2 separate regions of the Homo sapiens genome follow, and region 1 is linked to region 2. Evidence: chromatin loops called from intact Hi-C (ENCODE). Cell type or tissue: prostate gland. All regions are shown on one strand. Links, peaks and the distances in the headings refer to the core of each region. The heading gives the core; the rest is flanking DNA.

The links. Peaks named below come from ENCODE experiments on the same cell type or tissue, not always from the same donor. Only the 100,000 strongest peaks of a DNase experiment are listed, where the experiment ranks them.
Region 1: it touches region 2 in a loop (4-fold over the local background); 10 of 110 quality-filtered maps call a loop at or near these places.

What each region holds. Positions count from the first base shown.
Region 1 is chr11:19,620,984-19,636,482 of GRCh38, forward strand. It overlaps a transcript of NAV2 not described here. Among named protein-coding and RNA genes, the nearest start is that of MIR4486, 53 kb to the left of the region's middle. In prostate gland, for the core only: no CTCF peak of the experiment used is centred there; a DNase peak (open chromatin) is centred at 7,268; H3K27ac peaks cover 2,039 bases.
Region 2 is chr11:19,674,403-19,689,901 of GRCh38, forward strand. It overlaps a transcript of NAV2 not described here. Among named protein-coding and RNA genes, the nearest start is that of NAV2, 31 kb to the right of the region's middle. RefSeq lists an enhancer at 3,567-3,736. In prostate gland, for the core only: a CTCF peak has its summit at 6,099; DNase peaks (open chromatin) are centred at 3,746, 5,949, 9,035 and 9,146; H3K27ac peaks cover 4,726 bases.

The DNA.
Region 1 (15,499 bases), core at 3,493-11,492, 52 kb before region 2:
TTGTTGAAGGCCTTTTCTGCATCTATTGAGATAATCATGTGGTTTTTGTCTTTGATTCTGTTTATATGACGGATTAGGTTTATTGATTTGTGTATATGGAACCAGCCTTGCATCCCAGGAAAGAAGCCCACTTGATCATGATGGATAAGCTTTTCGATGTGCTGCTGGAGTCAGTTTGCCAGTATTTTACTGAGGATTTTTGCATCGATGTTCATCAGGGATATTGGTCTAAAATTCTCTTTTTTTGTTGTGTCTCTGCCAGGCTTTGGTATCAGGATGACACTGGCCTCATAATTAGGGTGGATTCCCTCTTTTTCTATTGATTGGAATAGTTTCAGAAGGAATGGTACCAGCTCCTCCTTATACCTCTGGTAGAATTCGGCTGTGAATCCGTCTGGTCCTGGACTTTTTTTGGTTGGCAAGCTAGTAATTATTGCCTCAATTTCGGAGCCTGTTATTGGTCTATTCAGAGATTCAACTTCTTCCTGGCTTAGTCTTGGGAGAGTGTATGTATCGAGGAATTTATCCATTTCTTCCAGATTTTCTAGTTTATTTGCATAGAGGTGTTCGTAATATTCTCTGATGGTATTTTGTATTTCTGTGGGATCGGTGGTGATATTCCCTTTATCATTTTTTATTGCGTCTATTTGATTCTTCTCTCATTCCTTCTTTATTAGTCTTGCTAGCGGTCTATCAATTTTGTTGATCTTTTCAAAAAATCAGCTCCTGGATTCATTGATTTTTTGAAGTGTTTTTTTTGTCTCTATCTCCTTCAGTTCCGCTCTGATCTTAGTTATTTCTTGCCTTCTGGTAGCTTTTGAATTTGTTTGCTCTTGCTTCTCTAGTTCTTTTCATTGTGATGGTAGGGTGTCAATTTTAGATCTTTCCTGCTTTCTCCTGTGGGTATTTAGTGCTATAAATTTCCCTGTAAACACTGCTTTGAATGTGTCCCAGGGATTCTGGTATGTTGTGTCTTTGTTCTCATTGGTTTCAAAGAACATCTTTATCTCTGCCTTCATTTCGTTATGTACCCAGTAGTCGTTCAGGAGCAGGTTGTTTAGTTTCCATGTAGTTGAGTGCTTTTGAGTGAGTTTCTTAATCATGAGTTCTAGTTTGATGGCACTGTGGTCTGAGAGACAGTTTGTTATAATTTCTGTTCTTTTACATTTGCTGAGGAGTGCTTTACTTCCAACTACGTGGTCAATTTTGGGATAAGTGTGATGTGGTGCTGAGAAGAATGTATATTCTGTTGATTTGGGGTGGAGAGTTCTGTAGATGTCTATTAGGTCTGCTTGGTGCAGAGCTGAGTTCAATTCCTGGATATCCTTTTTAACTTTCTATCTTGTTGATCTGTCTAATGTTGACAGTGGGGTGTTAAAGTCTCCCATTATTATTGTGTGGGAGTCTAAGTCTCTTTGTAGGTCTCTAAGGACCTGCTTTATGAATCTGGGTGCTCCTGTATTGGGTTGGTATATATTTAGGATAGTTAGCTCTTCTTGTTGAATTGATCCCTTTACCATTATGTAATGGCCTTCCTTGTCTCTTTTGATCTTTGTTGGTTTAAAGTCTGTTTTATCAGAGACTAGGATTGCAACCCCTGCTTTTTTTTGTTTGTTTGTTTTCCATTTGCTTGGTAGATCTTCCTCCATCCCTTTATTTTGAGCCTATGTGTGTCTCTGCACGTGAGATGGGTTTCCTGAATACAGCACACTGATGGGTCTTGACTCTTTATGCAATTTTCCAGTCTGTGTCTTTTAATTGGAGCATTTAGCCCATTTACATTTAAGGTTAATATTGTCATGTATGAATTTGATCCTGTCATTATGATGTTAGCTGAGTATTTTGCTCGTTAGTTGATGCAGTTTCTTCCTAGCATCGATGGTCTTTACAATTTGGCATGTTTTTGCAGTGGTGGGTACCGGTTGTTCCTTTCCATGTTTAGTGCTTCCTTCAGGAGCTCTTGTAAGACAGGCCTGGTGGTGACAAAATCTCTCAGCATTTGCTTGTCTGTAAAGGATTTTATTTCTCCTTCACTTATGAAGCTTAGTTTGGCTGGATATGAAATTCTGGGTTGAAAACTCTTTTCTTTAAGAATATTGAATATTGGCCCCCACTCTCTTCTAGCTTATAGAGTTTCTGCTGAGAGATTCACTGTTAGTCTGATGGGCTTCCCTTTGTGGGCAATCTGACCTTTCTTTCTGGCTGCCCTTAACATTTTTTCCTTCATTTCAACTTTGGTGAATCTGACAATTATGTGTCTTGGAGTTGCTCTTCTAGAGGAGTATCTTTGTGGCATTCTCTGTATTTCCTGAATTTGAATGTTGGCCTGCCTTGCTAGGTTGAGGAAGTTCTGCTGGATAATATCCTGCAGAGTGTTTTCCAACTTGGTTCCATTCTCCCCGTCACTTTCAGGTACACCAATCAGACGTAGATTTGGTCTTTTCACATAGTCCCATATTTCTTGGAGGCTTTGTTCCCTTCTTTTTACTCTTTTTTCTCTAAACTTCTCTTCTCACTTCATTTCATTCATTTGATCTTTAATCACTGATACCCTTTCTTCCAGTTGATCGAATCCGCTACTGAAGCTTGTGCATTTGTCACATAGTTCTCATGCCATGGTTTTCAGCTCCATCAGGTCATTTGAGGTCTTCTCTACACTGGTTATTCCAGTTAGCCATTCGTCTAATCTTTTTTCAAGGTTTTTAGCTTCTTTGCGATGGGTTCGAACATCCTCCTTTAGCTTGGAGAAATTTGATTGTCTGAAACCTTCTTCTCTCAACTCGTCAAAGTCATTCTCTGTCCAGCTTTATTCCATTGCTGGTGAGGAGCTGTGTTATTCCTTTGGAGGAGAAGAGGAGCTCTGATGTTTAGAATTTTCAGCTTTTCTGCTCTGGTTTCTCCCCATCTTTGTGGTTTTATCTACCTTTGGTCTTTGATGATGGTGATGTACAGATGGGGTTTTGGTGTGGATGTCCTTTCTGTTTGTTAGTTTTCCTTCTAACAGTCAGGACCCTCAGCTGCAGGTCTGTTGGAATTTGCTGGAGGTCCACTCCAGACCCTCTTTGCCTGAGTATCACCAGCGGAGGCTGCAGAACAGCGAGTATTGCAGAATAACAAATGTTGCTGCCTGATTGTTCCTCTGGAAGCTTCATCTCAGAGGGGCACCTGGCCGTGTGAGGTGTCAGTCGGACCCTACTGCGAGGTGCCTCCCAGTTAGGCTACTCGGGGGTCAGGGGCCCACTGAGGAGGCAGTCTGTCCGTTCTCAGATTTCAAACTCCATGCTGGGAGTACCACTACTCTCTTCAAAGCTGTCAGACAGGGACATTTAAGTCTGCAGAAGTTTCTGCTGCCTTTTTTTCAGCTATGCCCTGCCCCCAGAGGTGGAGTCTACAGAGGCAGGCAGGCCTCCTCGAGCTGCTCAGTTCGAGCTTCCTGGCCACTTTGTTTACCTACTCAAGCCTCAGCAATGGCGGGTGCCCCTCCCCCAGCCTCGCTACTGCCTTGCAGTTCGATCTCAGACTGCTCTGCTAGCAGTGAGTGAGGCTGTGTGGGCATGGGACCCTCTGAGCCAGGAGTGGGATATAATCTCCTGGTGTGCCGTTTGCTGAGACTGTTGGAAAAGCACTGTATTAGGGTGGGAGTGACCCAATTTTCCTGGTGCCATCTGTCACAGCTTCCCTTGGCTAGGAAAGGGAATTCCATGACCCCTTGTGCTTCCTGGGTGAGGCGATTCCTCGCCCTGCTTCGGCTCACGCTTGGTGAGCTGCACCCACTGTCCTGCACCCACTGTCTGACAAGCCCCAGTGAGATGAACCCGGTACCTCAGTTGGAAATGCAGAAATCACCAGTCTTCTGCATCACTCATGCTGGGAGCTGTAGACTGGAGCTCTACCTATTCGGCCATCTTGGAACCAGATCTTTCAAAATATTTTAACATTTATTTAAAAATTTTAATTGACAAATAATAATTGTACATACTCATGAAGTACATAGTGATGTTTTGATACATATAATGTATAGTGATCACATTGGGCTAATTAGCATATTCATCATCTCAAACATTTATCATTTCCTTGTGTTGGGAATGTTTAAGATCCTCCTCCTAGCTAACCGAAACTATATAATACATTATTGTTAACTATAGCCATCCCACAGTGGTATAGAACACTAGACTTTATTTTTCTTATTTAGCTGTGATTTTGTATTCTTCAACAAATCTCTCCCTATCTTTCCCTTCCTCCAACCCTTCTTAGTCTCTAGTATCCTCTGTTCTAATTTTTACTTCAATGAGAACAACTTTTTTTAGTTTCTACATATTAGTGAGAAAATGCAGTGTTTAGCTTGTTTCACTTGACATACTGTCCTCCAGTTCCATCCATGTTGCTATGAATGACAGAATTTCATTTCTTTTTTATGGCTGAATAGTATTCCATGTTGTATATATACCACATTTTCTTTATTGATTCATCTCCTGTTGAACTAGGTTGATTCCATAACTTAGCTATCATGGACTGTGCTGCAATAAACATGGAGGTGCAGCTATTTATTCAATATACTAATTTCCTTTCTCTTGGTGAAATGCCCAGTAGCAGGATTGCTGAATCATATGGTTGTTCTATTTGTAGTTTTTTGAGGAACTTCCATACTGTTCATAGCAGCTGTACTAGTTTTCGTTCCCACCAAAAATGTATGAGTTCCCTTTTCTCTGTATCTTTGCCAACATTTGTTCTTCTTTTTCTTTTTGATAATGGCCATCCTAACTGGGGTGAGATGACACCCCATTGTGGTTTTGATGTGCATTTCCCTGATTACTAGTGATGTTGAACATTTTTTTTCATATATTTCTTGGCCATTTGTGTATCTTCTTTTGAGAAATGTCTGTCCAGATCATTTGCCTATTTTTTTTCCTGTGGAGATGTTTGAGTTCCTTGTATATTCTGGATATTGACCCCTTGTCAGATGAGTAGTTCGTGACCATTTTCTCCCATTCTATAGGTTATATTTTTACTTTGTTGATTGTTTCCCTTACTGTGCAGAAGCTTTGCTATTTGATATAATCCCATATTTGTTTATTTTTGCTTTGGTTGCCTGTGCTTTTGAGGTCTTATTCATAAAATCTTCTCCAATACCAACATCCTGAAGCATTTCCCTTATATTTTCTTTGAGTAGTTTTATAGTTTTGGGTCTTACGTTTAGGTATTTGGCCATTTTGAGTTGATTTTAGTATAGGATGAGAGATGGAGGTCTGTTTTCATTCTTTTACATATCCAGTTTTCCCAACACCATTTATTGAAGAGGGTGTCCTTTCCTCAGTGAGTGTTCTTGGCATCTTTGTCAAAAATCAGTTGGCTGTAGATATGTGGGTTAATTTCTGGGTTCTCTATTCCGTTCCACTGACCTATATGTCTGTATTTATGCCAATGCCATGTGGTTTTGGTTGCTACAGCTCTGTAGTATATTTTGAAGTTTGATAGTATGATGTCTCCAGCTTTGTTCTTTTTGTTCAGGATTACTTTGGTTATTTGGGGTCTTTTGTGGTTCCACACAAATTTTAGAACTTTTTTTCCCATTTCTGTGAAGAATGTCATTGGTATTTTGATAGGGATTGCATTGAATCTGTAGACTGCTTTGGGTAGTATTGTCATTTTAAGAATATTAATGCTTCTGATCCATGAGTATGGGATGTCTTTCCAGTTGTTTGCATCTTCTTAAATTTCTTTCATCACTGTTTTGTAGTTTTCCATAGAAGTCTTTTACTGCTTCTGTTAACTTTATTCCTAGGTATTTTATTTTACATTTTTAATAACATAGGTTTTAGTGTCAGATCCAAATTCAAATTCTGGTTCCAACTTTTATGAGCTGTGTGTCCCTAGGAAAGTGACTTAAGCTTCTCTGACTCTGTTTTCTTAATTATAAAATGGGAATAACACCAACCTCATAATATAGTTATGGAGATTAGCTGAGACCGTAATTAGAAAGTGCAATATGTACCCAATATGACATGAAAGCACTGGGCATATGATCTGGCACATAGTTTACCCTCAGGTGCTAAAGTGGTGTTTGAAGAAGGTGAGGCAAGCTGAGGTGTGTATAATCAGTTGAAGGTCAAGAGATCCATGTGGGCCGGGTGCGGTGACTCACGCCTGTAATCCTAACACTTTAGGAGGCTGAGGTGGGTGGATCGCCTGAGGTCAGGAGTTCGAGACCAGCCTAGCCAACATGGCGAAACCCCGTCTGTATTAAAAATACAAAAATTAGCAGGGCGTGGTATTGTGTGCCTGTAATCCCAGGTACTCAGGAGGCTGAGGCAGGAGAAATTGCTTGAACCCAGGAGGCAGAGATTGTGGTGAGCCAAGATCACACCACTGCACTCCAGCCTGGACAACAGAGCGAGACTCTGTCTCAAAAAAAAAAAGAGATCCATGTGCCTGTTGGGCTGGACCAAGGGGTCTGTTGGCTTTGGGGTTGTTTAGGCCATGGAAGTGGGAGGTTTTTCATGCATGAAATTCTCTGGTCACAGCCAGAGAAGCTGCAATTTTGACCTCATCAGTCCCAGCAAAGAGGACCAATTTGTGTAAAGTCTAGTGTGCCACAGACCTTTAAGTGAGACCTTTACCAAATTGGGAAAGTTAGTCACAATTGTCATGTAGGTCCTTTGCCACAGTTACAGTCTGCCCAGCTCCAGGGCTTCTTAGGGGACATCTCAGAGCCGAAGGAAGCCTGGTAAGAGAACATGCCCCCTTCTGGACCTCAGTCTCCCATCTATGCACTGACGGTGATGGATGAGATGGGAGGGTTGGGCCCCGCCTGCAAAGTGAGAATATTGGCTCCAGAGACAGGAAACCTAGTTCTAATCCGACATATACCTCTCCCTGGGTGTGCCACCTTGGACAAGTTCCTCAACCTGAGCCTTAGTTTCCTTGTTTTCAAAAAAAAAAAAAAAAGAAGAAGAAGAAGAAGAAGAGATAATGATAATATCTGGCAGCCCATTCCACAAGGAGGCATAAACAAATATATTCATGTGAAATGCTCTGTGTTGGGCTGGCATGTGGCAAACACCCAATAGATGATGGCTACTTTAATCACCACTGGGGAGAATCTCCTGTTGCTGACACTCTTGGAGCCAGTATGTCTCCCTCCCACTCTGGCCCCAGGGTTTGGCTCCCTGGATGCTCCCCATCCGGTCAGGAAGTGCCTCACAGCCTGAGGCAGCAGAGGAGTTGGACTTGTCCGGTGGGAGAGGAGCCAGTGGACATTATGTTCCTTCCCAGGAATGGGAAAGGGAGAATGTTCCTGGGTGAGGAGCAAGGCTCTGGGGCAAGCACACCCAGGAACATCCACTCCCGCTTCCCCACTGCCCAGAGCCAAGCGTAGTGCAGGGCCCTGTGAGGAGGAAGACACCAGAGCAGAGGTGCCGGCCTGCCTCAGGCTCCTGGCAATCAGGGCACACTCGTACAGAGTATATGTTCTCACACATTCACAGATATCCCCACACCCCGTACACACATGGTGAGTGACACAGATATATATTCGAAAGCCTCTCAGAAATGTACTCATGCATCCACGCTCACGTGGCCATGCACTCATCTACATTCAGGTGTACACATGTAACTCACAGATCCTGAAGTCCGGATTCCTACACATACACTCACACATACACAAGGAAACTCACTCATTCCCATACACTTACCCATATTCACAAATACAGTTGCCAACACAATCACACAGGTGTCGACATTCATGAACACATATATAAAAATGCATACCAGAAACATGCACATATAATTATACTCAAAGAACCAGGTACACCAAGGTCCCCTACCCTTCTAGTCTTCTGGAATCATTGATTACCATCATATCCAAATAAAATGGCTCAAGCTCTATCCCAGCTACTCTGAGAGGCGCTCCCTCCCCGGTACTCCCATGGAGTTCACCTGCCAGGTGCATTTGCCACCCTGACCTTGCTGCAAGCACCTGAGACTACAGCCCTATCTCCTATGCCCACCTTTGTTCCAAAATTCTCATTGACACAAGGTTCTTGAAGCTACCCAGCTTTTGCTGAAAATATAAGAGTGGGCAGAAAACAGCCCTATGTTTCTAAAATGTGGTGGCCATTCATTGTCTCCGTGGAGTGCAGCCTCCCGCTCTGCCTCAGTGTCTCCATCCTCATTTCCTCGTCACATCTCTCTCTCCCACCATTTCTGAGCCCTTGCCCCAACCCCACTCACCAGCCTTCACCCATCAAGCCTCTGGAACTCCCAGAGAACAAGACCAAAATATCATTTTAGGCAGAGCCATTCAGTCCTCTCTTGTATTTCTCCTATCCCTTCTGGCTCAGGGACCAAAGGGGCCCATTAGGCTCTTTCCTAGACTAATAATAATAATAAAGCTATGTAAGAAAAACTCTCTGGAAAGGAATTGTGCCTCTCTCCTAAAAGGCAGAAGTGGTTTCAGACAGTATTTGATGTCAGCGACATTTTTCTTACGCACTTGCGCACACACACACACGTACAGACACACACACTCTTTGCCTCTTTCTTTTTTTCTCTCTCTCTCTGACACACACACACACACACACACACACACACACACACAGCCTAGGAGAATTAATTTCCTGTTTCCTACTCTCCTCCCACTCCCCCTCCCATCTTTGGACAGTTGCTGGAAACCAAGAGGCTGGACCCTCAAATAGGTCCTAGACAGGGACAGGGGTAGGGTGGGGAGAACAGATCTTGTTAGGAAAGGAGTCAGGGAAGGACCTGAATGGGCCTCAGTTTTGAAGGGCACCAATGTATTTACTAAATCACACCCTGCACTTTCCCGCCTCTCAACCTCTGCTCTCACAGTGCCTCACCCTGGAATGGCCGCATCAACCCTCCAGCTCTGGCTAAGTCCTCCGTTCCCAAAGTCTTAGCCTCTGTCAGTCCCAAATGACTCTCTCACTATAATAATCCTCATAAGCTGTCATGTGCACCTCTACCAAAATTCTGTACCCTCTGATTTATGAGGCAGCCCCTGGGGCCGCTACATGTTTCCCCAACTCTGTGGTGAACTTCTGGGGAATGCGACCTATGTTCCCCCAACTCTGTGGTGAACTTCTGGGGAATGCGACCTATGTTCCCCCAACTCTGAGTCCCTAGTATACCCAGTATACACAGCCTGGCACAAAGAATGCTCAATAAATTATATATCATTTGCTTCATCTCTCTGTATCTAGAACTCATTAAAATCTGTGTCATCAATATCTCCATCATCAATATCTACCTACATAAAGCCTACCTGGCTTAGCCCCAAATCCTCAACCTGAGCAAGAAGAAGCTGATTTCTGCTCCTGCCTTTACTACTTCTTGGTTTTCTGACACTGAGAAGGTCATTTAGCTTCTCCAGATTTTTGTTTTCTCATGTGCAAGATAAAGGAGTTGAACAAAGACAGTGGTTTTCAAACTGGATTCCGAGGAACCCTAGGGTTCCAAGAAGACATGATGGTGAGAAGAGCAAGGCAAAAGGGAAAGAAGACAATTGTTAATGAGCAGGACCCCCACTTCTACCCAGATTGCTCCTTCTTGCTCTGTTTTGTCTACCATGCTTCCACACAATACTACACTTAATCAAAGGGTTTTGGCAGGGCACAGTGGCTCACATCTCTAATCCCAACGCTTTGGGAGGCCAAGGAAGATGGATCACTTGAGCTCAGGAGTTTAAGACCAGCCTGGGCAACATGGTGAGACAAAAAATATAAAAATTAGCTGGACGTGGTGGTGCATGCCTATAGTCCCAGCTACTTGGGAGGCTGAGGTGAGAGGATTGCTTGAGCCTGGGAGGTCGAGGCTGCAGTGAGCCGAGATTTCACCACTGCACTCCAGCCTAGGTAACAGAGTGAGACCCTGTTTCAAAAAGAAACACACATACACGCACCCCAAAACAAAGGGTCCTGTTGCAAAAAAAAAAAAAAAGGAAAAAAGAAAAAAAAAAGAAAGAGAAGGAAAAAAGAAATTTGGTAAAACACCAGTTTAAAAGCAGTGTTTTGTTTTGTTTTTTTAATATTTTACTATATTTATTACAAAAATGGCCTGAATTGCCCCTTTCATTTTATCCATGGCCCTTTCTTTTTTTTTTTTCTTTTATTTTATTATTACTATACTTTAAGTTTTAGGGTACATGTGCACAATGTGCAGGTTAGTTACATATGTATACATGTGCCACACTGGTGCACTGCACCCACTAACTTGTCATCTAGCATTAGGTATATCTCCCAATGCTATCCCTCCCCCTTTCCCCCACCCCACAACAGTCCCCGGCGTGTGATGTTCCCCCTCCTGTGTCCATGTGTTCTCATTGTTCAATTCCCACCTATGAGTGAGAACATGCGGTGTTTGGTTTTTTGTCCTTGTGATAGTTTGCTGAGAATGAGGGTTTCCAGTTTCATCTGAGGGCCTTTCCAGCTTTTGCCAAAACAAGATTCTCACCTCATAAAATGCCCATGTAAGACAGAAAGCACAACAAGTGTTTTTTTATGGATTTAGGGCTATCTTTCCTTTTGTATCTAGAGTCACTGACTACCTTTCCCCTTCCTACCAAGACTAGTGTGCTCTCATTACCTCCCCTGGCCTCTACTTTCTCATCTAGCTAAAGGGAACTCTCACAGCACTTCACTCTCAGTGTTTTAAGGAGAGACTTGCATTCAAAGCTGATGAAAGCAAACCCCCGGCACTGAGTGTGGCACCTAGAAGGCACCCTCTGAGTGGTGGCTGTGGTGCCCACTAGTGTCCCAGGAGATGGATGCCTCCATGGGCATCATGCCTGGCTTGTGGCTGGAGTTTGCAATCCGAGGGCAAGGATTGCTCAGTGATTAGGAGCCTGTGTGCTGTCAGACATCTAATTAGCCATCGTCTTCCCAGGAGACAGCTCAGTTGTGCAATTTTTATTTCCATATTTTACACATTCTCCATCAGCAAGAGAGACCCACGCCAATCTTTCACCAGCCTCATTGTTTGTTTGCATTCCAGCTGTGCCAACTGCCCACTTCTTACTTTACTCTGGTTCCCACCCGCCAGGGAACATGCCTGTTGGCAGGCAGGGTGGGGGTGTGGGGAATAGCTATTACATGTCGCTTCAAAGGCCCATCTTCAAGACCAGCACACTAGGGACAGCTGTATTGGTTGGATTTCCTGCCTGGCACAGGGATCAGTGAGAGCACACCCCCATTACCATCTATTTATAGGGACGGTTTGGTGCGGTACAAAGAACATTGGGTTTGGCATCAAACAGGATTGGTCTTTTTTCTAGCAATTTAATTTACCTCTCTGAGCCTTGGCTTCCTTATCAGTTAAATCAAGACCTTGAATAATTCACATTATGAGGCTGTTGCAAGGCTGTATGCTTCCATACATATTTATTGGGTTTGTCCAAATGAAATAATGTTCATGTCTGCGCTTTGCAAACTGAAAGTGTTGTCTAGGTGGGAGTTATTCCACAATTGCAGACTGTCTTTGATTATTCAACGAGCTTTTATCAAGTTTAGATTATCCAGACTCATTATTATGAGATTATTAAACTGGCCAACCCTTCCTGCCTGCTGTTGCCTGTTTTGTGGTTTTCATTGTGGTCAGTTCAAAGAGGCTGATTCCTTGGAGCAAACTCAGCAGGGAAAGATGTGTCTCCTGAAGCTATTATTGATGGCAGTTGTTCCTATCTCATCGGAATATGCCTTCGACCTTTCTCCTACTTAGAAAACTACTCAGTGCTCTCCACTGGGCTAGAAACCACGGATGTTATAAAAGAAATATAAGCCTGAGTTCATGACTTCTACATGCTCCATCTAACTAGGAGAGCAAAAATCCACACAGCATTTAGCAAGCAGCTTTTATGTGCAAGGCACTGTACCCACATGCATTTTATCCAAACCCTTTAAGAAGATGTTATTAGTCCCACTTCACAGACAAAGAAACTGAAGCCCAAAGAGTTTGTCACTTTCCAAGCTCACACAGCTAGTCAGGGTGGAGCCTGAAGATGCTGCCTCCTTTTGAAACTGTACTACGACTGTCTATTTTGTCTCTTCCTCTTCTACATTCTAAGCTCCTGGGGGTGGGAGCTGGGTCTGTTCATCGCAGTGCCTGGCAGAGGCCCCTCAGAAGACAGCGACCACTGAGATAGCTCATTCCGTGCCCCCAGCTCCTCCCTGTCTCTCCCAACTAACCTCTCCTCCTAGCCACATCCCAGGACTTTTGCCTTCCCGATCTCCCTGCCCGCAATTCAGGGGCCTCTTCTTGGCTGCCAGGTTGTTGAGGCAAGTGAAGGCTTGACCTGGGCCTGGGGCTCCTGGCTAAGCTCCTGATTTTGTCTCCCCAGACAGAGAGGGAGGTCCCTGGCATTCAGGACACTGGGTCCTTACCTGCCAACAGGGCTAAGAGGTACTCAGCCCGCCAAGAGGCCGCGGTGCTCACAGCTGCCAGTGGAGACACAGCCCAGGAGGCCTGGTCAGTGGTTGCCTGGAGATTGAGAAATGTGTTGGCTCCAGCCTGGCTCCCTCATCTGAGAAATCAGGGGAACCTGACCCAACAGCCCAGTGTGTTTCCACAGTGTCTGGGGCAGCCGGCAAATCAGGCCTGCCTGACGGAGCTCGGGCCCAGGGAAAAGCAGCCTGTTCCTTCACTCTCCCCATGTTCACGGACTGCTGCCAGGGGAAGCATTTTGAGTGTTTGCTCAGGCTGGGACTGATGCGCAGGCCTCCTATCTCTGCAGGGTCTAGCCACCGGGTGTCATGGAGAAATGGGGCATGTCTGGCTTCGGCCTTTGCTCCATAAAGTGCACTGGGAGGACCCCTGTTCAGAAGGTAGGCCTAGTTTGGATTCCAAGCTCTACTACTTACCAGCTGTGTGGCCTCTTGGACAAGTCACTTAACTTCTCTGAGCTGCTTCTTTATCTGACAAATGGGGATCATAACAGCAAACTTAATAGAACTGGCATAGGATGGACTTATGAAATAATAAATTTAAACAGCCTAGCACACAGGAAATACTTCATAAAGGTATGTTCCTTCCTTCTGTCACACTGTGCCAAGGCTTCCAAACTTTTTCTTGCCCCTCTCACCTGTGTCCACAACATGCAGAGAGGCCAGAGCTCTGGCTTTGACACTGACCACCGTGGAGCAGGTTTGCTGCATAGGTTTCCCTGCACTGGGCCTGGGCCTTGGTTGCCACCACACTGCTCTCATACCCCCATTGTCCTCAGCACACACATGTGAGGGAGGTGGCATTGAGTAAATGTGTAGGTTATCATCAAGGAACAGCCCATCCTAAATGACAAGAACTTACCAACACAAAGAAGGAAACAACAGACCCTGGGGTCTACTTGAAGGTGGAGGGTGGGAGGAGGGAGGGGAATAGAAAAGATAACTACTGGGTATTGGGCTTAATTCCTGGGTGATGAAATAATCTGTACAACAAACCCCCATGACATGAGTTTACCTGTGTAATAAACCTTCACATGTACCTCCAAACCTAAAAGTTTTTTTTAATTGTGTAAAAAGAAAAGGAACAACCCCTCACAAATATATGTATTAACTGACTTCATTTATTCGTCCATCCATTCATTCGTTCCTTCAAAAAAACATTTACTCAACTGCTACTCTTGGAAGGGACACATATTCTGGACCCCAGGGATATAGAGGTGAGCAAATACAGCCCCTGTCCAGTGTCTAGGAAGTGGGGGAAATGGACAAGGGAAGAGGCAATTAAACATTTCACAGGTTAGGTACATTGGTAGAAGAGAAGGACAGAATTCTGGGGCACTGCAGAGATGAGGCTCCTAACTCAGCCTAGGAAAACAAGATAGGCTTCCCAGAATAAGTGATGCCAGACTGTTGGAGGATAATTAGGAACTATCTAGGCAGAAAATAAAGGGGAAAATGTTGTAGAAGAGATAGTATAGCTTGCAAAGACCTATTGGTTTCAAGAACATGCCCATGTATTTGTTAGAGTACGTTAACTGCTGTAATAAGTGTCTACAAAATTTCAGTGACTTCAAACAATAAAAGTGTGTTTCTTGCTCATGAAGTGGTCCTGCGCTGGTGTTCCTGATTTCATTGTGTGACTCTGCCATCGTTTGGCTCCTTAGAATCTATCACTTCTAGCCATGTCCCCAGGAGGAAACGGAAATTGCTTTTGGTGAATATATAGCAGTATCGCAGGAAGTGATATAAGATGTGGTTGTACTGGTAGGCAAGACCAGAGTGTACAGGCGATATATGCCAAGCTAGGGAGTTTGAATTTTATCCTGAAAGTAGTGCAGAATCATCAGAATTTTTTTAACACAGCAATGCATAATCAGATTTGCTTTTTAGACCAATTACTCCAGCTGCAGTGTGGACGACAGATTATGAAAAGAGAGGCTAGAAGCAGTAGCACCAGTCAGAATGGTATTATGGTAATGTAGGCTGTCTTAGTCAGTCTAGTGTTACTATGAGAGAATACCTGAGGATTGGTAATTTACAAAGAAAAGAGGTTTATTTGGCTTATGATTCTGATGGCTGGAAAGTCCAAGATTGGGCAGCTGCATCTGGTAAGGGTTTCATACTGCTTCCACTCATGGCAGAACGTGGAAGGGAGGCAGATGTGTTCAAAGAGATCACATAGCAAGAGAGGAGGGAATAGACAGTCTAGAAAGAAAAACTTGTATTTATAACAACCTGCCCTCTGGTAACTAACCCAGTCCCATGAGAGCGAGAACTCACCTACTTCTTTTGGGAGGGCATTAATTTATTCATGAGGATAAACTCTCGTGACCCAAACACCTCCCACTAGACCCTATCTCCCAACACTATTGCATTGGCAATTAAACTTCAGCATGAGTTTTGGTGGGGACAAACCACATCCAAACCATAGCACAGGCCATCTTACCTTAAGGATAGGTGAGCAGAGGGTATTGGAAGGAAGAGGGGGGTGTTAAAAGTCCTAAAAGGTAATCTGAGTCATCAATTGGAATTTGTATTGCAGTGAAGCTAGAATAGCTTTTAGGTCCATGTCTAGTTCAATGGCTAAGTGACCATTATGCTCATGAAATGACAACGAACTTATCTGAGAGCTGTTTTCACAAGCCTGAATCTCACCTATTAGAGGACTGGTCAATAGATTTGGTCAGTACATTTTGTTAGCTTTTGGAGAAATCATAGATATGTCTGTTGTTGTCTTAACATCTGTGTCTTTTATTCTGTTCCCCACTCTGTTCTCCATATATGTTTCTTATGCCTTTGTTTCCCCCTAGAGAAGCAATGACTTGCCCCTGAATATCAGTGGGTAGAGAGAGATTTCCTTATCCCTACAAAGCGGCTCTTGGTCTGTAGCTGACTATACTCAAACCACCTTCTGGAAGGCCCTGCCTGTAACTTAAGGGCTCATCACTCTGGAAGGGACCCAGGAGACTGCAGACTTACTTTATACCAGGAGAGAGAAGGATTCAAGTCTGTGCATGCAATTCTCTTGGAATTAAGGAGATGAGTTC
Region 2 (15,499 bases), core at 2,492-10,491:
AGCTCCCAAGTAGCAATTTTTTTTCAATGGAAGGTTATAAGCAACGAGCCCCAAAGGTCAAATTCCCCAAGGGAAAAAAGGGTATATGCCTCTGCTTTCTTCTCCCAGTTTTGCAGTGAGCAGTTTGTTCTCAAGTGTTGTCACGGGCCAGGCTTACCTCCTTCAAACAAAAGGTGGGGGCAAACCCAGAAAGGAATCTCAATGGCTATGTGTTAACAGCTTCAAGTTTCTGTGAGTGAGATCACCTAGAGAGCAGGTTTTCCTGAGCCTCAGGCTTCCTGGGCACTTCTCTGCCTGGAACATAAGGTTTTCCACCTCAGCCTCCACCCACAAGATACTTCCCTCCTTCAGACTTCATAACTTCTTTCCTGGCCTCTTGTTTGACCTCTGAAATGTACTCCCTGTCCACAGTAAGAGGCAGTAGCTATTAGGAGGGCAAAGGGCCACCTCCCTGGGTTCAAATCTAACACAGAATTTAGCTAAGCCTTGGTTTCCTCCTCTGCAAAATGGGGAAATAGTTGCACCACTTTATGGAGTTTGGGTGAGAATCAAAGTAGGAAATCCATGCAAAGAGCTCAGTAAGGTGCCTAGCAGAGATCAAGAGCCTGAGTGCTTCTAATCCGTCCCCCTCAGGACCTCCAGAGACCTCATGGCCACATCCTTCATGCACACCGCAGCTTCCTCCTCTTGCCTCAGCAGAGAGAAACCTCCAGGATCCTTAGCATGGTAAAAAAGGCCCTGTTCAACTTGGTCCCAACCTTTATTTCCATTCCATCTCTCATTCAACTCACCTCTCTAGCTCTCCCTGACTCTACGCCATGGATGTACACTTAAACTTTAATCATATGTTTCAAAAATGCCCTGGAGTCTTTGTAGGTATTATTCCTTTTTCCCAGTCTGCCCTCCCTCACTTATTTGATAAACTCCCAGTTATTTTTTAAGGCTTAACTTAAGGGCTCCCTTCTCAGAGAAGCCTTTCCTGCCCACCAGGACACATACACGCATGCTCACACACGCATGCATACACTCCCTGTAAAGAGTAGACACCCACTGCCTGTGTCCAACTATATGAGGCATCAGTCTGTAGTTGCTTTTCTGTCTCCTTCACTGTCTGTGAGCTCCTGGAGAGCAGGGAGCATGTCATATGCCTCCTGGCACAGGACATAGCAAATAGGTGTTCAATAAATACCTGTGGAATGAATGCTTGCATCACTGACTGAGAAATGTGTGGTAGGAAGCTTCCTTCTATGCGCCAATAAATCAGGGCTGCTTTGTACAGTGTGTGAGCTGTGGAGTGTACCAACCTGCATGGCCAGTCCCGGGGCCCAAATGTGTTTTAGCTCTACTCCCTCAACTGAGTTAGCCTCAGAGTTGCTCAAGTCCCCTCGAAACTAATTGATATTTGTACAGCAATTGGTAATTCACGAGTTTTCACAACAGTATAATTAATAATAATATCAATCGCAAGAATGTTAACATTTTCTGAGTGCTTACTCTGTACCATGCATTTGATGTATATTATTTCAATTAATCCTTACAACAACCCTAAGGGCAGATATGATTGTTATACCCATTTTACAGATGTGGGAGGCTCTGGCTGGGAGTGAGGAAGGTGACCTTCACACTAAGGCCCTTTGGTGCCAAGTCCTGTGCCCCTTCTACCCACCCTGAGAGCCTTGTTCTGGCACATCAGAAGGCATCAGTCTTCATTCCTCAGCTGTTTGATTTCTCTCATTTAGCTTCTTCCCTGTCCCTTCCTCCTCGATCCCCCTCCCTGCTCCAGTCTGGCCTCATAATAAGAATATTTTAGGTTGCAAGATCTCTTGGCTCCCACCACATATATTTGAAAAGGAGCATGCACTGCAGTGTGGAGATCTTGGGTTCATAACTGGCTCTCCCACCTTCCAGCTGTGTGTCTGTGAGCAAGAGTCTTAGTTCCTCTGTGCTTCCATATTCTCATTTGCAAAATGAAGATAATACTACCAATCCTAGTGATTCACTTTGAGTATTTACAACCTAGCACAATGCTTGGTGCATGGTAAATATTGAAGTCAGTGTTTCCCTCCTTACCTCTCCCTGAAAAAAAAAAAATTTTTAGAAAGCAATTTCTGTGGCATTACGCTCAAGGAAACCATAGCAACCAGTTTCCTGTAGCTTGGTTTCCGGCCTTCCCTAGCTGTACAATAGTGCTGGGACACAGCCTTTGTTATTCCGATACCCCAGGGAAGATGTGGACGTCATGCACTCTATGGGGTGGAGGCATCTGCTGGGTAGAATTGCCCAGTGTGCTGGTGGTGTCATTGCTGTTGGCACTTTGGCTCTCAGAGAACCAGGCTGTCCCAGGCCTGGGTTAGGCCACGAGGATGCTGTGGTTTCCCACTGGCGACTCAATTCATCTTCTAAGGGTTGCCTTATTGTGGGTCAGGCCAGAGCAGCTGGCCCTCTCTTTTTACGGGGATAAAAGTAGCATTTGGTTGGGTCTGGAGAGCTTCCTGACTCTCCTTAGATCGTTAAGACATTTCCTAGGATGTGACAGTCACAAGAGTACCATGTGATTGTGTGTGCATGTGTGAGTTTGTGGGCGCCTGTTAACCACACCAAGAGTGAAGGCACGGCCTCTCAAGGAAAGAATCAAGACTGCCAGCCACAGAAAAAGGCTATCAACTTGGCCTTGTGAAGTGGAGAACTCCTTGTCCCTACAGGCCTCTGGGGCAAGCTGCAGTCGGGTCCAGACCATGGTGATACTAACCCCAGCCTGTACTGCCACTTGGCACCCTGCACAAAGAGTCTCCCCATATGCCTGGCGTAATCCAACCTGGATTGCTGCAGTCTGGCTGCAGAGTGATTTCCAGGCAAGCCATTTGGGCAAGAGCAACTTGACTGCATCACGAAGCATGACTGAATTTTGGCCGAGCCCAGGGTGACAGCTTGCAGAGGTCCCTGGCTGCGGGAAGAAAGGCAGTGAGGTGGGCAAAGGCAGCACCTGGCCATGGTCTGGGTGCCTCCCAAGCCCAGTGTGTCCTACTCGGCTTGTGATCAGGGCTTGATAATCAATGCATCCCCTCATTTTACAGAGGAGGAGACTGAGGCCCAGAGAGGGTCGGGCCTTGCCCAAAGTCACACAGCTTGTCAGTCATAGACTTATTGCATTTTCAAGACAGAATGACTCCTAAAAATTATCTGTCCCAAACTCCTCAATTGATAAATGACAAAAATTAGGTTCAGGGAAGGAAAGGAGCATTTTCAGGGTTACAGAGAAGCAGAGAAGACTCACAGCCCTGACTGAGTGATTTTGTGATTGATCTACAGAGGCCAGCAAACTATGGCCCCCAGGCCAAATCAGCTGGCCACGTTTTTGTAAATACGGTTTTATTGGAACACAGTCATGACCATTCGTTTCTGTATTGTCCATGACTGCCTTCATGCTACAAGGGCAAGATTGAGTGGTTGCAACAAAGACCATATGGCCTGCAAAGCCTAAAATATTTACTATCTGGCCTTTTATAGAAAAAGTTTGCCAACCCCTGGTCTAACCCACTGAGGTTTTTCCAAACGCCTGGAAACTGCTGGCCACAATCCCAGTATCCTTCTCCTTTGAGGAGAAGAGAATCCATCCCTATTGTCAGGTTGGGGACTGGCCAGAGACCCCTCTCCAGAGGGAGAGGCTGCGCCGCAGGAATAGGAGCGAGGGGATGCTGACCAAGAAGAAAGCCTCCTTCAGAGGGGAGTTGAGTCCCAACTTGCACTTGGAGAGCGCCCAAGATAATAAGGATGATAAGAAGAAAACCAATTGCTAACTTTTGTGATTGTGTGCCAGGTTCTGTTCTAAGCTCCTTTTTTGTAGGATTGAACCTTCACAACAGCCTAGCACAATGGGTACAATTAGTATTCTCGTTTTGTACATGAGAAATGAAACGTAGAAAGATTAAATAACTTGCCTAGCCTAGTCAGTGGTGGGACCAGAATAGGAGTCCAGGCATGCTTACTCCGGAGCCCATGCCTGTCATCTCGCTGCAGGATCTGGATGAAATGGGTGTCTCACCTGCACTGGGAGGGGTCAAGAGCTTAACCCTGTAACTTTCCTCCTTTCTCTTTTCATCAACTGTTTAGTGACTGCCTGTTGTGCGCAAGTCACAGTAGAGCTGTGCTAGGCTCTGTGATGGGAGAGCAAGAAACATCACATATAGAACCCGCGTCTGAGGAGCCCGCAGATGGGAAGGCAGCAGCTGTGTGATCAATTGCTATCTAGGGTAGAAATTGGCAGTGTCGAAAGAGAAGCATGGGGAAAATGCCAGGTGAATCAAGGGGCATCATCTTCCGAGATACCACATAGCCATTCAAATGTTGAGCATCAGGGGCTCAAAATGCTAATGCCCGGATTGGCCAGGCAGCTGATGTGAACAGAGAAGCAGATCTTATTTGTGTAAGACAGCGAGGAGAGGTGGGGCCTGTGGAGAATGGATGAGTACATTCCCCAGTGCTAGGTGTTCAAATTCAGAATTTCCCACCACCTCCACGAGCTAAACCGACCTCTCTCAGGCCAGATCAGCTGTGGCATCTGTTATGTTGACTAATATTTATCAACATAGAAAGATTTCCTATGTTGTTAAATGTGAAAAGCAAATTACAAAGCGGTCAGATTAACATGTTTTGGGTTTTTAAAAATGTATATGTCTCCACACATAGAGCTATATGGAGAAAAGGCTGAGAGGAATTAGTCCAAAATTTTAACAAGATTTTGAGGCTGGCTGGGTGCAGCGGCTCACGCCTGTAATCCAAACACTTTGGGAGGCTGAGGCGGGTGGATCACCTGACGTCAGGAGTTCGAGAGCAGCCTGGCCAATATGGTGAAACCCTATCTCTACTAAAAATACAAAATTTATCTGGACGTGGTGGCACATGCCTGTAGTCTCAGCTACTCTGGAGGCTGAGGCAGGAGAATCACTTGAACCTGGGAGACGGAGGTTGCAGTGAACCGAGATTGTGCCACTGCACTCCAGCCTGGGCAACAGAACGAGACTCTGTCTCAAAAAAACACAAAAAGATTTGGGGGCTATTATTTTGCCCCTCTGTTTTTTCTTCATTTCCTTCCCCTTTGGTACAATAAACTCACAGTACCTGCCTCAGCTTTTGTTTCTGTTTTTGTTTAGAAGAGAGAGATGATTCTATATCCTTCCCCTCTCTACCCCACCATCTCTTGACTCATTCCTACTCTTCAAGATTCATCTCAAACATCACGTCCTTTAGGGAACCCTGGTTCCTAGGGTGGTTTGGGACACCCCGGCTGTGTTCTGTGCTCCCCACATCACAGCCCTTCCTTTTTGGCGGTTCTTGTTGTGACCTGTGTACTCCTGTACCTGGTACTGAAACAAACACTAGGTATGAGCTTCCTGAGGGCAGGGACTGTGTCTAAGCTATCTTTGGATTTCCAGTATCTAACATAGAACTTAACACATAATGTGTGCTCCTTAAATACCTGAGGAATGAGGGGCTGAATTTAGTGCTGAAGGCAAGAGGAAGGGCCCCTGGAGGGGAGCCCTACCTATTGGGCACAAGAGAGGCCAGGAGGGTTGGGGGCCAAGGCACCTGGAGTGAGGGGCAAAGACAGGACATCCTGGGCACAGTGGGCCATCCCATTTGGCTGGAGGGTGGGGTTCTTGAATGAGAATAGAGAGAAATCAGATTGGAAAAGAGGAGGGCTCCAGAAAGGGGGCTGGAACATCAGGCTTGGGGGTTTGGATGTTATTCCAGCACCCAGGACAAGCCTGCCTCCTCACAAAAGATAGCTCTGGCCCCAGCACATCATTCTTTTCATCCCCCACCCCCCTCTTTAGAGCGTTTTCCTGCCTTTTTGGCACCGAATGCAGTGCTGGCTTCTGTCCTGAGCAGCGTGATCTGCTGCCCATGAGTCAGGGGCTCGGCCATTCCTAAGTGACTAAGGCTGTCGCCTCCCGCCAGTTTCCCGTAACCGCCTGAGTAAAGACTCAGTCTGAATCACTGTTTATTGTTTTTAAGGGTTTTTTTCCCCTCCTCTCCAGTTTTTAAATATCAACCACCCAGCCAGGCCAGTAGGGCTGAATGAGTGCTGGGGAACTGTAGGACACACCCCTCACCCGCACACACAGGAGGGATGCGGAACCCCATTCTGCTTAGGGAAGCAAGGAGGCTGTGGCTATGGAGCCAGACAGACCTGCATTTGAATCCTGCCTCTACCCCTACCTGCTGTGCCCCTTTGGGAAAATCACTTCACCTATCTGAACCTTAGTTTCCTTATCTGCAAAATGGGGATAATAATGCCTATATAAGAGGGTTCCTGTGAGAATGAGAGCTAAAATTTATAAAGGAACTGGCATATGGCAAGCATTCCAGAAGTGGTAATTATTATAAAACACGGCTCTTCTGCTCAGGAATGAGCTCACGTGAGAGAACGGTAGGGGTCTCATGCCTTCTTTGCACCTGTCATTTCAGTAAAGCCAAACAATCAAGGGCTTCCAAAGCCCATGCTTTAGGAATTTATTTCAGACTACTGATGAATCACTTAGTTCTATTATGAATAGCCAACATTTTTGCAGCACTTAGCGGGTGCCAGGCACTGTTCTAAGCATTTTACATTAAGTAATTAATTTAATCATCACAAACCCCTTTGGGGTAGGTATTATCATTATCCCCACTTACAGATAGAGACAGAAACTGAGGTGCAGAATTTAACTAACTTACTAATGAGAGACAGAGCCAGGGGTTGAACTGAAATGATCTAGCTTCTGGGGACAAGGTCATGCCTGGCAGTGAGATTCTCTCAGGGACGTCCCCTGACCTGGCAGTCCTTCTTCATATGTTTTGTCCTAACTGGATCATTATCAAATAATGACAATGTGCCAGGCATTGAAGTATCATCAATTTTCAATTTAATTTCACCGCAGTTATAAAAGATAGATTTGCTTGTCCTTATTTTATATATAGGGAAGTTGAAGTTTTGAATGGTGAGGAAACACCCAAAGTCAGTTAGTGATAGAGTTAGCGTTTGAACCCAGGTCTCTCTGCAATTTGGGGGTAATTGCACCACTCTGTGTGAAATGGCTAGCTGAGTTGAGATCAGGTTTATCTTCTAGAAGCCTATCGATTTAATTATTTGGCATTAATGGCCCACTGGTCTGCCTAAGTCCCTCTAAAGAGGTGACCAGTCTGATGGGATTTAGCAATAGGTTTGCCCCTTGGGATGAGCCCTTGGTCCTCCACACCAATAGCCTGCAGTTCTGGGAGGATCTGGCCAGCCTTTGGCAAGTCTGGGATTGGAGTACAGGAAATCTCTCTATACAGAACATGTATTCAGTGTCCAGAAACTCTCACCAATGCATAGTAAGCATGTCCTCCAGACCAGGTAGCTAGGAAGCCACTGTGGGAATCCACTGAGACCTGTGGACACATCTGAATGGAATTCCTGTGGGATGTACGTGTCAGGTGTCTGGCAGCCTCAGGAGGCTGCGTGGTGGTTTCATATAGAAATTAGGACACCTCCACCTGAGAAAATACATCTAGCAGGGAATAGATAGATGTCCACAATATCAAGATAGCTTGTGTTAGTCACATGATCTGATCAAGCAGCTGAGAGAGAGCAAGCCACAGAGTGGACTTCACTCTGCAGGGTTCCAGGGCTGCCCACTACCACCAGAGCATCAGGCACAGCACCTGGACTCACTCCCCTAGACAGCACCTTACCCACATACAACATACTCACCCCATGGTACACCCTACACATTGCTCTGTTGACTTATGTAGATTGAGGAGTGGGAATCTGGAGAGGGAGGAAAGAAAGAAAGAAAGAAGGGGCTGGTGATAATACCATGCTAATAATAATTGCTTCCACATGCTTGGTATGTGCTAAGAACTGTGCTAAACTTTTTACACACATGCCTTATCTCATAATCCAATTGTTATCCTACTTAACAGATGAGGACACTGAGCCTTAGAGAAGTTCGTAAACTGCCCAGAAAGGAAATGTGTACTGTGGAAATGAGCACTGCGGTCAATGTGCCAAGCACATTGTGAAGTGCTTTATATACATAGCCCCATTAACCTCTGCGAGGACCTGGGAGGCTGGTATTGTGTCAGTCCATTTGTGTCGCTATAAAGAAATACCTGAGGCTGGGTAATTCATAAAGAAAAGAGGTTTAATTGGCTCATGATTCTGAAGGCTATACAAGCATGGCACCAGCATCTGCTTTTGGCGAGGGCCTCAGGAAGCTTACAATGATAGCAGAAGGGATGGGGGGCTACATATTACATGTGAGAGAGGGAGCATGACAGAGAGGGCAGAGATGCCACACACTCTTTTAAATAAGCAGATCTTGCATGAACTGAGTGAGAACACACTATCAGGAGTATGACGCTAAGCCGTTCATGAGGGATCTGCCCCCATGACCAAACACCTCCCACCAGGCCCCATCTCCAACACTCATTCCAATATGAGATTTGGAGAGGACAAACATCCAAAACATATCATATTCATTTTGCCCATTTTTCAGATGAAAACAGTGAGGTTCAGAGAAGTGAAGCATTTTCCAAGGTTGCAGAACTAGGATGAGGGAGGACTAGATTCAAACCTTTGTTAATCTGTGGATTGTCAACTGTGCCACCCTGGTTCTGGCTAGAAGTTAGAAGATCTGGGTTTCAGTGACTGCTTTGGTTCATATAGATAAAATGGGGGTATTTGTATTAAATGATCCTTAAATTTCCTTGTAGTGCTAATATTTTGTGTTTCTCTGAGGAAGGAAGAGTAGCCGGGAGTTTGGGAAGTCATCAGTGGCCTTCTTCTGGGACACATGTAAGCCTGTTTGAATGGGGAGGGCCAAGGAGAGAGAGTAGTTTTTCATTTCCTCTAAACGGAATGTCAGGGGTTGCGGGGTGTAACAGAAAGCCTCATGGCAGCAGCTTAGGAAGGCGGGGTCAGTGATGTGTTTTCTTAAAAGAGAAAAGGTTGAGTTGGGTCACCTTCTTTTTTAGCTGCTTGTGTCCTAGCAAGGACTGAATTTTTATGGGTCATAATTTGGTACAGATAAAAACATATTGTACTGAGCTCAGCCAAATCCCCTATGCTGGCATTACTGGTAGAGTTCTCAGCCAGCTGACTGGGCCCATCCAAGAGGCCTGTGGGGAGAAGAGTCAGGCAAGGCCTGGATGTTCTCTTGGAGCACCTTGGCAAGGATTTGGATAGCACTGTGGTCCCCACTGCCTGCCTCAGTAGAGCAGAGCTGTGCAGGGCATCCAGAAAGGCTGGGCTTCCAGTCGGGTCTGTGTGAGTTGGCTCTGCCCCTTTCTGGCTGAGTGACCAGGACATGAGCAAGTCATTCAGCCCCTGGGGTTGCAAACTTTACTCCACAAACCAGCACAAGGACAAGGCCACATTTCACCAACGCCCAGAGGAGGGAGAAAACTCAGGATATTAAATTGTATCTTCAACAATATAATTTTATTAAGTTTTAAAAAATGACCTTTATTCTGATTAAATTGTCTGCCACAATTGTTTGCATTAAAATATCTTTTCTTTTGCCAAAATGGGACGATAAGTTTAGATGTAGCATTTTTTAATTTTTAAAATTTCCTTACTAAGATAATTGAGGTGAACAATCCATGTACACTCCCCCAATTGTTTTAACTTGATTGCGAAATCCAAAAACTGGAAATCACTGATAGAGCTTCTCTGAAAATTAGTTTCTTCATCTGTGAAGTGGGGATAATTAGCTCCATTTTCTTCAAAGGGTATTGTGTTGGAAAAAATGAGGTAATATATAAAATGTCTGTTCCTGAACTCAATTTAAATAGAATTATACTTCCTTTTCATGCCAACTGTTATATCCTAGGTCTACATGCTGGACTTCAGCCCTTGTCACAATGTCCTCCCATCATTTCTGGGAGCTTTCCCAGGGTATTGACTCATGTGTCAATGCCCAGCAGGAGGTATCTGCCCTGCTGGCACAGTTGTCACCACTGGGGGCTGTCTCTGAGACCCCAGTGATGAAGGTGAAGCTCTTGATTTGATCTAAAGGTCATTCTTGGTGGCCCACAACTCTCAGAAGAGGGGCAGCTGCTCAGATATACCCCTTAGTCTGGAGCACCCAAGCACTACCTAAATGCTGATTATCACCAAACTTGGTGCTTTTTGAGCTGCTACTGCCTCCACCATGGTAAATAGTGGAGGCCAAGCTCCTCTCCAAGGGCACGGCCAAGGGCACTCACCCACTTCCAGATCACTCAAGGCCCCCCCACACTGCAAGCCCAGTGCCAACCCCACAGACACCAGAGTGAGGAATATATTTCTCCCTCATCCAGTCCTGAGTCTCATCATATTTCCAGCCCTTCCGGGATGATTGACTATGGGAATACCCATTCTCTTCAAGGGTAGAGTTCTTCTCACCCATCCTTCAAGAGTGCTCACATCCCTATGGGCTCAAGAGCCCTTGGTTGGCACATTGCCCAAAGTTGGGTCATTATAACCCATGGCCTCTCAGTACAGTGCCTGGCACATTGTAGGTGCTCAGTGAGTGCTGATTTCCCATCCAAGTCCCTCACTCCATAAAAGCACATGGTCAGGCAGGGCTAGGACCTGGAAATCCTTCCCTCATTCTAGCTGTAGTTAATATGGGTTTGGGGCAGGATGAGAGCAAGACCCAAATGCTGACATCAGTCCTGACCCTCAGAGGAGGCCCTACCATGATCCCACCCTGGGCCAGCCTCCAGCGAATCCCAGACCTTCCCTCAGAAGGCCCCACAGACTGCTTAGCTAGGCATGTTTGGGTGGTTTGTCCTGCCCTCTCAGTTCAGAAGCTCTGCCATCTGCTTTTAAATCACCTTAATTTCCAGCCAAATGGGAGTTTTCCTCTCATTTCAAAATGCCCATGATATCATCCATCAGTGGGGAGCAGTTGAAGAAGAAGCCTCGAAGACTTCCAGACCCCAGCAGTAGGGGTGGGGAAAGCAGGTTTCAAGCAGCCCTTACTAGAATCAGGCCCTGTGACCACACCCCCTTCCCAATATCTACTTGAGCAGGCCTGCAGGTATGGCCGGGCTGAGGAGTCAAGCTCTGCGGGCTCCAAGATAATGTTAAGGAAGAGGAGGAAGGGTAACAGATCCAGGGTTCCCATGCACTTAAATTCCTTCATTCTGCAAAGATGAATTTAGTGCTCATTAAGAGTATCAGTTTATTTGGGGTTGAAAGATTTTCACACAAACTAGTGAAACAGCCGTATGATGATTGCAAGTGCAACAGGAATTGCAGCTGAAGACTTGGAAACTGGATCTAGCTCTGACTCTTTTTAAGTTGATGAGTGATATTGGGTAAACCTCCCTCCCTCTCTAATCTTCCATTTATCTTTCTGATAAATGAAGGTGCACCAGTCTCAGAGGGCCCCTGTTGCTCTGGTCCTGGGAATGGTGTGAGGTTTCAGGAGCCTCCCACGCTCTGCACCAAGAGGTGCTTTTGGACTTAGACTGACTCTCAGGGCTCAGGTATTTTCTAAAAGGCAAATCTCATCATGTGACTTTCCAACTTAAAACTCTCCAGAGGCTTCTCACATCTCATAAAGTCCAGAATTCTCAGCATGCTCAGGAGATCTTGCATGCTCACACTCACCTCTTCTCACACTGCTCCCCCAGCTCCCTAGTACAAGCCTATTCTCCAGGTCCCCATGTTCATGTCCTAACCCACCCCAGGGCCTCCTCCTTGGCTCCTCTCTGCCCCCTTCACTTCATTTAGGTGGCTCCTACTCAGCCTTCTAGTCCCTATGGTGACATCGCTGCCTCCACGACCATGTCACTTGCTTCATACCACAGATAGTTGGGTCCCCTGTGATATGTTCCCTTGCTTTTCCTTTGAGTAACCTGTCTCTCAGAATCAACCTTCTCCATCCCTCCCCCTCCCAGACTGGGAGCTCCAGGAAGGTGGGATCCTTCTTATTTCCCAGTTGTCCCCAACACTGGGCCTGACCACAAAGCAGGTACTCTGTGTTTACTAAACAAGAGTCTCATGTTTCCCTCAATCCGCCCATTGTGTGGTCTCAGGGTGGCTCACAGGGAGGTACTCCAGGTCATAGGGGTTGCCTGTTCATTTCTCCTCAACCTGGGGATTCACCTTATCAGATGAATGACACTGCATTCATCACAGTCTCCTCTCACTTAAAGGGGTTGTGAGCAAAATAAGTTCACATTGTCTGGTGCTTGGATGAATAAAGCATGGCTGCATGGGCCTGCCCAGGTGGGGAGGACCCCCAGTGTGGGAAAAAGCAGCATGTTATCATGGAGAGAGCTCCACAGTCCTAGACTCGAGGAGGCCCGGATTATCACTGTTATATCCTGGCTCTGACCTTCAATAAGATACTCCCTTCTCTATCTGGGTCTTAGTTTCCTCACATAAAGTATGGGGGTTGGACTCAATTATAACATTTAGTCTTTAATGGATACTTCTTAGTTTTTGCCAGGCCCAGGGCTAAACCCTTCATATGCAGTACAGGTAATTCCCACAGTAACCATATGAGGCGGGCACTATTATTAGCCCCATTTTACAGATGAGGAAACTGCAGATTAGAAAGTTTATATAACTTTCCCAAGGTCACATGACTAGAAAGTGGCAGAGGTAGGGTTTCAACACATTGAGCTCTTAACCACTTTGCCTCCCCTCCGAGGACCTGCTGACTCTGTTATTCTAGGAACATGAAACTGCCCAGAGGCTCAGAAGGTCAGTATGAGATCTAAAATTATTATGTTCTCAATACAGCATTCTCCCTGGAACAGGGAGACAGCGCAGGCTGTCAGCCCAGCATCTCCGAAACACTGGTAGCCCTGGGAGCCATACAGCAGCTCTTGGCTGCATTGACACTTGAGAGCCAGAAAAGAGCTAGAAATATTTCTTATCCAGATAGTCAATCTCCAGGTTACAGCCTTCCCTCTCAGCCATAACCTGGTTCTGTGCTTGTTTTTACATTTAAATTTTCATTGAAATATTACATGCATTCAGAAAAAAGCAAATATTATACATGAATTATCTCAAAGTGAACACACCTGTGTAACCACCATCCAGGTCAAGACATAGAACATTACCAGCATCCTATTAGGTCCCCTCCTAATCATTATCTCCCAGGTCCTGTGTGTTTTTATCTGAGAATATTCCCTGGAGCTATGGAGAAAGGCTGGAATAAGAAGTTAATTTTCAAATTATCCTTTCATCTCCAGGGAAATTGTAAGTCTGCAGGAGGGATGTGGAGGAGGGGAGGAATGAACACAAGATGTACTAAACCCTCAGATATGGCAAATGGCTGCAGGTTCCAGAGAAAAGGGATGTGTGTACATGTGTGTGTGCACATCTGTGTACATGTGCATGTGTGTATGCATGCGTGTGTGTGTGTGTGTGTGAACTTTGTTGGCAGGAGGGAGGCCAGAGTGACTGGCAAGTGTGGGATCACAGAAAATGAGTGCCTCAACCTCTTGAGTTAGGACAGGTCTCATTGAGAAAGAAGGTCATGCTTAGGGAAGTGTAGGAGATTCATCTAGAGAGCCCCTGTGCCCTAGCGCTGACTCTCATCCTCCATCCAGGTGAAGTTGCTACAGACTCTAGCACTGCAATCATGCCTGCTAGGGGATCTGTCTTCTGGTTTCTTCAGAGATCATAGAATGGGATGAAAGAGGGGAGGCAACCCAAAACACACCCCCAATTTGGGGAAGGTCTACCTAGAGTTGGCTCATTATCAAGCTGAAGTATTCTTACATGAGAAGCAAAGAATCCCAATTACAGCCTTGAATTGCATGATTATGAAGCCCCTGAAAACTCTTGGAGGGTTTTATTGGCCTTATATTTGTTGTACATAAAGGAACAGAAGACTCTGTAAAGGAGAAAGTGTAATGCTTAGGCAAGCTCAGAGTCTGAGCTAAACCTTGACCTGTGTAATCTTATCCATTCCAACAAATGCCTTGGGCACCATGAATGTTCATCCCCTAACCCCACTGAGTGAGAAGCTGTGATTCTCAGACTATGCCGTGGTAACAGAGGTACACAAACCATAGGGAAAACCTGCAGCAAGCATCTTTCCGGGCATCAAGTTTACTTTACATTTTAAGAAAAAATATATGAGAAGTAAAAATATTTTCTGAAGCAAAACAAGGAGAATTATTAAGTAGAATGATAATATTCATATGCTCTTTTCAAATTTCAAAGACAAGCTCTGCTATCAGGAAGCTTTGGATGGTCCCTTTGCTCTGTGCACCAGTCACTCAGGGGGATATATATCAGCTCTCTCCTACTAAGAGAGCTTTTGTGGGCAAGGCTGAGAGATTCTGAACAAAGGAGTAATCAAAGTATATTATATAATGTGGGGATAGAGTTAGTATCAGGCTTTACCTCTGAAAGGAAAGTGGGACTATGAGTATAGGCATGGTATGCCGCAGTTAGCCTGGGATAGTCTCGGGTTGTGCCTTTTATCCAGGCACAATTATTAATAGCATCCCCTTTCACTGCACAAAGAGCCCAATTTGGATGAAAAAAATCATATGGTCATCCTGGCTATGAAAAACTAGATTATTTTTTCAGAGAGTAGAGGAGGAAGGCTGTAAGCACATTCCCTGGCTGAAAGTAACTCAGTATAAGGAGAGCTCTGCACATCTCCACAAAGAGCTCCTGGAGGCATTGGGAATCTAAAAGGAAGGAGGATCCCAATGTGGCCCTTCTCAGTATTCCATTCTTGGCTGCCCTGGTCAAGGCAAAGTTGCTCTAGACAAAGGCTGTGTGACAATGCTGGGACAGAGTTATGAAAGCCAGGCTGAGCCAAGCCTCAGCCAGTCCCTGGAGCAGCCAGAGGTGGAAAATCTGTAGGGCTAGTGCAAATTATATTCAAGGGAGTCAGCATGCCAAACCCAAAATAATTTGCCAGCTCCAAGGGATACGTGCAAAGACATCAACAAGAGATGAGACAAGAAGCCTAGAACCAGGAATGGGAGGAAAAGTTGGGGAAGAGGACTGCAAGGTAGGGACATGGGAACAGGACTCAGGGCAAAGACATCACTGGGGGCCAAGAGCTGGCCACAAGGCTGGCAACAGCCCGGTTGGGTCAGAGGCGTCCGCCAGGAGGACGGTCCTCCCCAGGCTGCATTCATAATCAGCCAGCTAAATTGCCTTTTGGTTTCTGATTTTGGTGGCATTGCTGTGATTACTTTATAAGTAGTTCTTTTTACAGAAAATTTTATTCATAAGAGAGGAGGGGAGTCTTAAAAAAGGAAAGGACTTATTTTAGCATTAACCCTTTTCAGATTATTTCACAAGCAGATGAATTCAGCTAATCAGCTTGCCCGTTCACTGGCATCAGCCTTGCCAAAGCATGTGTTTGCAGGGTTTTGGTGTCACTGTAGCACATGGACAGAGTGTCTTTCCACGAGACTTTCATCATGAGGGTGCTGAGTTGAAATAGAAAGATTGCCATGGTTGCCAGATGCACGATACTGACTATCATATGAGAATCAA